Linked DNA regions of Homo sapiens: regions 2 and 3 are each linked to region 1. A link is a contact called in ENCODE Hi-C or POLR2A ChIA-PET data. All regions are on one chromosome and are shown on one strand. Each heading gives the region's core, a stretch centred on a gene start or an enhancer-like site at or near the end of the contact. The rest is flanking DNA. Distances are from core to core; before and after follow the strand shown.

Region 1 (2,561 bases), core at 46-2,545:
TTCCGGAACTACTTTTTCTCTGTTTAACTCTAGTTGCAAGCATGCAACTCCACATTCCAGGCACTTCTCAAAAATGGGGTGCACTGGGTTCTACATAAAAGCATTAAAGCGAAGTTAAGCAATCTCTTTATGCCTAAGTTTCTAGGTCTACCAACCTTATCGGGACAACGCGGGAGTTAATATGGAGGGCTGTGTTTTACACCCACTTTGAAAGCACGGCATTGTCTGTTTCTAAAGAATTGTAAACTTTCATGTGTTACATTACAGAAATCTGAACGGAGAGGATTAACCAAATACCATTTGGACTTAAAAGCAGCTTGAGGCCGGGCGCGGTGGCTCATGCCTGTAATCCCAGCACTTTGGGAGGCCGAGACGGGCCGATCACGAGGTCAGGAGATCGAGACCATCCCGGCTAACACGGTGAAACCCCGTCTCTACTAAAAATACAAAAAAATTAGCCGGTGTGGTGGCGGGCGCCTGTAGTCGCAGCTACTCGGGAGGCTGAGGCAGAAGAATGGCGTGAACCCGGGAGGCGGAGCCCAGATCGCGCCACTGCACTCCAGCCTGGGCGACAGAGCAAGACTGTCTCAAAAAAAACAACAAAAAACAGCTTGAAACCTCTTCCAGCCACTCTCCCAGAGTGACGGACATGCAGAAATCTGTATTCCAGCCTCAATTCAAGACAGCCTTCTAGCTGCAGTCCCATTTTCAACATTTCATCAGTGAAAATCCTTTCATTTAAAAAATACTTCAGTGCCTTAGTCTTCTCACCACAACAAAACCACACAGCTGTGGCATGGTTGAAAAAAGAACTCGAACATCTAGGAGCTCCCTGCTTTGAGGGCAAATTTAAATTGCAAGCAGCAAGAGCTAAGGAAAGGCCAGGTATTTCTGCAAAGCTAAGTTTCTCCTAATTAGTAATCTTCTGGGTGTCTAAGAAAAACTTTAGATACAAGAAGGGTTGCCACTTTTCTCAGGAGACTCTTCTGGGAGAGATGATGATGAACCGAACGCCAAGGACTTAGCAGGGGCGAACGACGTCAACAGATGTCCCTCCAGACTCCGGCACCAGCCGGCCGAGCCCAAACGAGTTCTCGCCCCCGACCCCACCCACCGCGGGAGCAGGGTTCGGTCACTCGCAGTGTCAGAGAGGCCCACATCCTCCTAAATTTCCGGCCCTCCCAAAACTTCCGTCTTCCCTAGGTCCAACGGGGTGGACCCAAGGCCCAGGGGCGTCCCCGGAAGTGACGTAGGACGCGCCCTCCATTTTGTGGAGCGCCAGAGCTGCTAAGTGCGTCAGTTGTGGAGTGGCGTAGACGAGTTAAGTCCTGGTCTGCGTGGAGGTCGACGACTCCGTCGCAGACTACGGACCTGTCTGGGTCTCAGCCGCCAAAGACCCCGTCCGGTAGGTGAGTGGCTCACTTTGAGGGCAAGCCTTCTCGGATCGAGGCTTCTTCATGGCCGCTCAGATCGTGAGCGGCCGGGGCTGCTCTCTTTGCGGAGGATGGCGTCTAATGAGCGCAGTTGATTCGAGGTGGGCGCTGGGGCACGTCTCCCTTTTGGCATACTGTTTGAGGGGTACTGAGGTGAAAGGGCGGTCACTGTTCGGGTCGTTTTTACACAGCGGTTGTGCGCCCGTCCCTGCCAGTCTTAATGTCTTCATCTCCTGGACACGTAGAATAGTGGGCCGGGATCTCCCTGACTTTGCTGGCGATGCGGCTGGGCCTTTTGTAGGGCGGCCGCAGTGACCCCCGAGAAGGGGGTTGCTGGGAGGAGAAGGGAAGAGGGAATTTGGCACGCGCAGCTCTGCTGCCTTTGATTCCACCGCCGCCATTTTGTGGCCGCAGAGCGCCCGCCCGCTGCTGTTGGCGCAGGCGCGGTCGAGGCGTCGCGAGATTCTGGCTTCCACCCGCTGTGACGCGCCCGCGAGGCCGCCATTGGGCTGGCTTTGCGGAGGGCGCGGGCGGCTCCGCCCGCACTTCTCGGCCTTTCCTAACTGCGGCAGATGGGAGGGGGCCGGAGAGCCCGGAGAGTGTGCGGCTGCGCAGTTGGAAAGGTGGCAGTGGGCGTTGCGGTTGCTGCGGTCTGGGCCCAGTAGCGGACCGTGTTGGGAGGGAGCTGGGTTTTCATTTTGTCTGCAGGTAACCTGGCCTCATTAGAGGCTCTGTTGGCAATCTCGTTCATAACATCACTGTGTAAACATTTTATGCCGTTGATGTTTTTGATTGTTTAATCAGGCGTTTCTCTGTGACAGTCATTGCTATTATCTCGATTGAATTACTTTCTAATAGGAAGTACTAGCCGGACATCATGAGTGGCTGTCGGGTATTCATCGGGAGACTAAATCCAGCGGCCAGGGAGAAGGACGTGGAAAGATTCTTCAAGGGATATGGACGGATAAGAGATATTGATCTGAAAAGAGGCTTTGGTTTTGTGGTAAGTATTTAGAACTGGGTGAATTATCTGCTAAGTAGGTAGAGTTTTGATAAGCAGTTGTTTTCGATCTTGAGTCCGGGTGGAATATTTGCCTTCAGAAAATGTTACCCAGCCTTATGTCTGAA
Region 2 (2,561 bases), core at 32-2,531, 4.9 Mb before region 1:
TGGAAGCACATATGTTTATTGGTTTTTTAATCTGTGAACCAATAGGTCATTTATAAATGGATGTGCAAATCTGAAATCAAAATATCTGCAGTCAATTCAATTAGATAATTTTTGAAATCTATTTATTTTTAATATACTTTAAGTTCTAGGGTACATGTGCACAACGTGCAGATTTGTTACCTATGTATAGATATGCCATGTTGGTGTGCTGCACACATTAACTCGTCATTTACATTAAGTATATCTCCTAATGCTATCCCTCCCCCCTCCCCCCACCCCACGACAGGCCCCGGTGTGTGGTGTTCCCCACCCTGTGTCCAAGTGTTCTCATTGTTCAATTCCCACCTATGAGTGAGAACATGCGGTGTTTGGTTTTCTGTCCTTGCGATAGTTTGCTCAGAATGACGGTTTCCAGCTTCATCCGTGTCCCTACAAAGGACATGAACTCATCCTTTTTTATGGCTGCATAGTATTCCATGGTATATATGTGCCACATTTTCTTAATCCAGTCTATCATTGATGGACATTTGCATTGGTTCCAAGTCTTTGGTATTCTGAATAGTGCCACAATAAACATACATGTGCATGTGTCTTTATAGCAGCATGATTTATAATCCTTTGGGTATATACCCAGTAATGGGATGGCTGATGACCTGGCCATTTTTCTATTTACATAGTGCTTGCCCGCCACTGAGGTGCTTCTGTGACACCTGAGAGAGATAGAAATACGTTCCTCGTTGCTATGTCCTCCAGAGGACTCTGGAATGACCAATTATTACTAATATTTTAAGTGTTTTTTTAGGAGATTTTCTGCAGCACTCTGAGTGTCTCTTCCCAAACACTTCGGTTACTGTTTATTCACCTGCTGAGATCTGGTCTCTTATTCACTCTCATTGCCTTAAGAAATGGTACAGAAATGTATTCATTAACATTTCAGATTTGTATATGCGGTAGCGAGAAATAATTCCCTTTCTTGTGTGTCGTGATTTGCCTTTCTTGTCAGCCTAAGCTCAGGAAGGTGTCTGTGAGAACTTCGCTCAGCCCAAGATCCCTTTCCCTTCCCGTCACATCTGTTAGCGCACAAGATTTCTTCGTCTGTCTCCAAAGGTTTCTGAAGCCCCACCCTTTGCCCACGCACGGTGCCAAGGAGACTGTGCCCTGCCTTGACAACAGTTGCTAAGGGGCGGAGACTTCGGCTCGGTTCCCGAGACGGAATACCCAGGAGTCGAGTACTTGGGCGCATGCGGCAACCGTATCTCAGTTCTCGCGAGGTTTCGTCTTCCCGGAAGCGTTGGAGGACATTCCCTGTTGACTGCGTCGCGATGTGTGGCGACTGTGTGGAGAAGGAATATCCCAACCGGGTGAGCGACTGGGCGCTCCCTTGGCCCGCGGGCGGCCCCCGAGGTGTCTCATATCCAAGGCTGGCCTTCCCAGAGAGGCCGTACGTGGGGCGGACTCGGCCGCACTGCCGGTCCCGGTGACCCAGTAGCGGTATTTAGGCACACCAGGGATGGCCTGTGGCGGTCTGCACCTCTGGTACCCGCCCTGGCGGCTGACCTCAGTTGTAGTGGCCGTTCTCTTGAGCTCCAAGGAGCAACAGAGGAACCCCACCACCACCACAACCCCCGTCGACAACCGAGGGACTCCCCCACCCCCACTTCCGGTCTCATCCTCAAGCTCGATTTGATGAAGTACAATTTTCTTACCGAATTCTAGCGCTGGAGGGGACCTCTGTGGTCATCTGTTCTAACACTTTTGCAGATGAAGAAACCGATGCCCAGAGAGGGGAAATCACTTGCCCAAGTTCACATTCTAGTTGCATGGATGAGAGCCAGGACTAGAATTTAGGTTTCCTGCCTGTTACCGCCTTCTGAATCTCAGTTACTTTCAGGTTCAGGAGTTTGCAAAGCTTGTCTATTCTCATTCATTCAAGGCATCCTTGTTGAACATTTATATATGTGTAGTTAGATTACTTTGCTAGGCCAGAAAGGGATTATTTCTCCTCTCTTTGAGACAGGGTGCTGCTGTTGCCCAGGCTGGTCTCAAATTCCTGGGATCAAGTGATCCTCCCGCCTTGGCCTCCGAAAGTGCTGGGATTACTGGCATGAGCCACCACGTCCAGCTGGATTATTTGTTTCAGAGAAGAAATTAAAAGGCACCTTTGGTGCTGCCTAACAGCTTACAGTTTTGGGGAGTATGTGACTAACAAAAAATGAGTAGCTCAGTTCAGAAATGCTATTCAAGTTTAGGGAAAGGGGAGGGCAATAGGGGATAGTGCTGTTCTCCCCTGAGAAAAGGTGGACATCATCTAAGACTTGAAGGACAGTTGTAATTAGGGTAGAAAAGAAGGTGAGGAGCTGGAGGATGGGGGAAAATTACAGAAATGGAATTTGTGCATTGGTTGGGAAGGAGGGAGAAAGTCTCTGTAGTTCCTTATGTCTTAGTATCTTATGGGTAATACTTAGGCTTTTGAGTAGCATGTATAACAGTATGAATTCTCCTGTAGTACAACTACTTTGAAAAAGCGGGTGAGCCTTATAAAATACAGACATGACCCAGTG
Region 3 (2,561 bases), core at 18-2,517, 3.7 Mb after region 1:
CCTAATATTACTGCCATCATCCTAAAACAAATTTCTTTTCTAAAACAAGTCACTTAACCTTGCTTTTAGGAGCTTTGCTTTGGTCCTAGATGTCATCTTGATATTAATTACGAAACTGAAGTTTCTTCTATTTGTGAAGACCTGTGAACCTACATGGCTCCACTGTTAATTTCTCATATATCTACTGTCCTAGCCAGTTCCACGAAACCATTACTCTCTCCTCGGGCAACTTTCTTTCTCTACCTTATCCCCTCCTATAGGGATTCTCTCCCACCTCCGCCCATCTCCGTCCCATTTTGCATGACTCCTCTCCGACCGAGGGAACTTCCACTCCCCTGCTGGCTCCTCACCCCGGTCTCAAACGCGAGCCACTCCTCGAGGACTTCTTTCCTGGTCCCTTAGGGATCCTCAGAGCCGGAGCGGCCAGGCCAGTTGGGTCTCCCATCCCAGCTCAGCTATGGGGGCGCAGGGAGCTCCGGTTCTTCCCCCAGGCGGTGCAAGATCTCTACTCGTCCGACCCTCCGAAGACCTGCTGCTCCTCATCTCTCCAGGAGCCCCCTCCCTTGGACAGCCGCTTTTCTCAGGAGGGTCCCCAACCCCCTCCGAGCGTTTCCTCAGACGCCCCTACTTGGAGCAAGTCTGCTCCCTGTCACCCGGGACCCTGGCCACCCTCGGCCTTCCTACCTCCCTCGGACCGGGGCCACTCCCAGTTCCCCTGCCCCCCACCCCGCTCTCTCCTCACCGGCCGCTGCCGGGCTTCCCGGATTCCTTTTCTCCCTGGCACCCAAGCCGTCCTGGGTATTCCCAAGACACCCCGCCCTTGAAGCAGGTCGTTACAGGTCACCCCCTCTCTGGGACCCTGGCCGCTTCCGTTTCCTCAGATACCTACTCCTCACACAGTGGCCGCCGGTCAGCGCGCTAGACCGGAGCAGCTGGACGTCCCAAGGGACCTCCTGGCCTGACCCGCGCGGGTCCGGCCGTAGCCTACCTTCCTCGGGAGAACTCCGCAGCCAGAAGCCCAGCCCCTCTCCCCCTAGCCCAGTCAGCGCGAACTCGCCGCCGCCCCCGCCGCCTCCGCCCTGGCCCCGGCCCCGGCCCGGGCCCCGACCCGAAGTCCAGGCCCCCTTCCTCCGGCCTCCGCCTCCGGAGTGCTGAGCTGGAGATTCCGCCCCGCGACGGCCCCCAGATCTCTGACCCGCGTTACCGGCACTCACCTGCCGCTGCCCCCGACCAACTCAAGCGCCACTGCCTCTACCTCGGCCGCCAGTGGCCACCAAGCGCCACCACCTCCCCCATGACAACAGGCCCACCCTCTTTCATACTTCTAACCTATCCATTGGATAGTGGGGCGGCAGCTCTCCTCTCTGATTGGTTTAGTATACCCGCCCGTCATCGCTCTTTACCGCCCCTTTTCCTAAACCCGGTATTCGCCCCCGCCCGGACCTGGAGCGTCCTAGCCCAAGCTTTAGTTGTAATTGGTTGAGGGTTGGGCAATTCGAAGTTATGATAGGCTGCTAAAAGTGTCTGTTAAGCTAACTGGCAAGAGACGTGACGGTTAAGGTTGATTCACGCTTGTGCACAGTTTGGTTGCGCAGTAGAAAGCAAAGGAGGGGCAGACGCTCACATTCGTGGTTACCCGGGAAGGGTTAAGTCTTTGTTGTAGAGTTTTCTCTGTAAACTTTTCCACTTCTCCAGCTCACTTCCTGCAAGGAGAAGCTTATCTCTGCTAGCTTTATTCATAGGGGTAGTACTTACAAAACACCAACATTAGAGGTTGTGTTTAAGAAGTGTTTCCAAGCCCTGGGGAGAAAGGTATCAGAGAGATAAAAATGTCCCCTTCTTTTCTTTGGTCTCAATGCATCCAATTTCATTGAAGTTCTTTCCAGGAGCCTCAATGCTAAAGGGCAAAGCGCAAACTTTCATTTAGCAGAAATCAGTCAACTTCGGTTGCAATTATAAATGTCGTCAATAAACTGAAGTGGCGTATTGAGAGTTCTCCAGCTTCCAGATCCACTCCTGGCTGACCCCTGCCAATTGACCAGACAGCCATTAGCAACTTTTTTTTTTTTTTTTTTTTTCTGTGAGACGGAGTTTCTCTCTTGTTGCCCAGGCTGGAGTGCAATGGTGCTATCTCGGCTCATCGCAACCTACGCCTCCCAGGTTCAAGCGATTCTTCTGCCTTAGCCTCCCGAGTAGCTGGGATTATAGGCATGAGACGGGGTTTCTCCATGTTGGTCAGGCTAGTCTCGAACTCCCAACCTCAGGTGATCCGCCCGCCTCGGCCTCCCAAAGTGCTGGTATTACAGGCGTAAGCCACCGCGCCCGGCCAGCAACTTTCTAATAAGCGGGCCACATTATACCCTTTATGATGCTCTGGAAATGAGAATTCTGCTTTCCCCCACCTCTCACTGCCACTTTGTTTTTCTGTTCAGCAGTTCTTAAATAGCCCTACTAGCTGTGTGTCAGATACTTTAAAAGCTTCTCTCTCTCTCTCTCTTTTTTTTTTCTAAACCTCTTCCTAGCAGTCTAAATTAGGGCCATTGAATGAATTGCCGGGTTGT

What was found. A loop is a pair of places that touch in the nucleus more often than their neighbours do. ChIA-PET counts read pairs that join two places held with the same protein, here RNA polymerase II (POLR2A). Pooled maps may share reads with other maps.
Region 2: a map of B cell shows a loop between it and region 1 (20-fold over the local background). The contact joins the promoter of CHURC1 here to the promoter of SRSF5 in region 1. A Hi-C loop is called at or near these places in 1 of 168 maps with a recorded cell type or tissue (B cell) and 4 of 50 pooled maps. POLR2A ChIA-PET finds 5 or more read pairs at or near these places in 1 of 52 experiments (T-cell).
Region 3: a loop to region 1 is called in a map of CD8-positive, alpha-beta T cell, with 10 times the contacts of the local background. The contact joins the promoter of NUMB here to the promoter of SRSF5 in region 1. A Hi-C loop is called at or near these places in 1 of 168 maps with a recorded cell type or tissue (CD8-positive, alpha-beta T cell) and 5 of 50 pooled maps. POLR2A ChIA-PET finds 5 or more read pairs at or near these places in 1 of 52 experiments (WTC11).

The regions. Positions count from the first base shown.
Region 1 is chr14:69,765,847-69,768,407 of GRCh38, forward strand. SRSF5 (serine and arginine rich splicing factor 5) reads left to right here and starts at 1,296. Exons shown (of 8, transcript NM_001320214.2): 1 at 1,296-1,409; 2 at 2,292-2,436. The coding sequence starts at 2,311. LOC100289511 (a long non-coding RNA gene) reads right to left here and starts at 1,867. Exons shown (of 1, transcript NR_029378.1): 1 at 437-1,867. RefSeq lists enhancers at 1,163-1,212, 1,253-1,302, 1,412-2,176, 2,173-2,222.
Region 2 is chr14:64,913,174-64,915,734 of GRCh38, forward strand. CHURC1 (churchill domain containing 1) reads left to right here and starts at 1,282. Exons shown (of 4, transcript NM_001386928.1): 1 at 1,282-1,361. The coding sequence starts at 1,323. CHURC1-FNTB (CHURC1-FNTB readthrough) reads left to right here and starts at 1,188. Exons shown (of 14, transcript NM_001202559.1): 1 at 1,188-1,361. The coding sequence starts at 1,242. RefSeq lists enhancers at 1,082-1,131, 1,282-1,551.
Region 3 is chr14:73,457,279-73,459,839 of GRCh38, forward strand. NUMB (NUMB endocytic adaptor protein) reads right to left here and starts at 1,268. Exons shown (of 13, transcript NM_001005743.2): 1 at 1,215-1,268. RefSeq lists silencers at 992-1,121, 1,132-1,221, 1,412-1,611 and enhancers at 1,597-2,130, 2,131-2,561.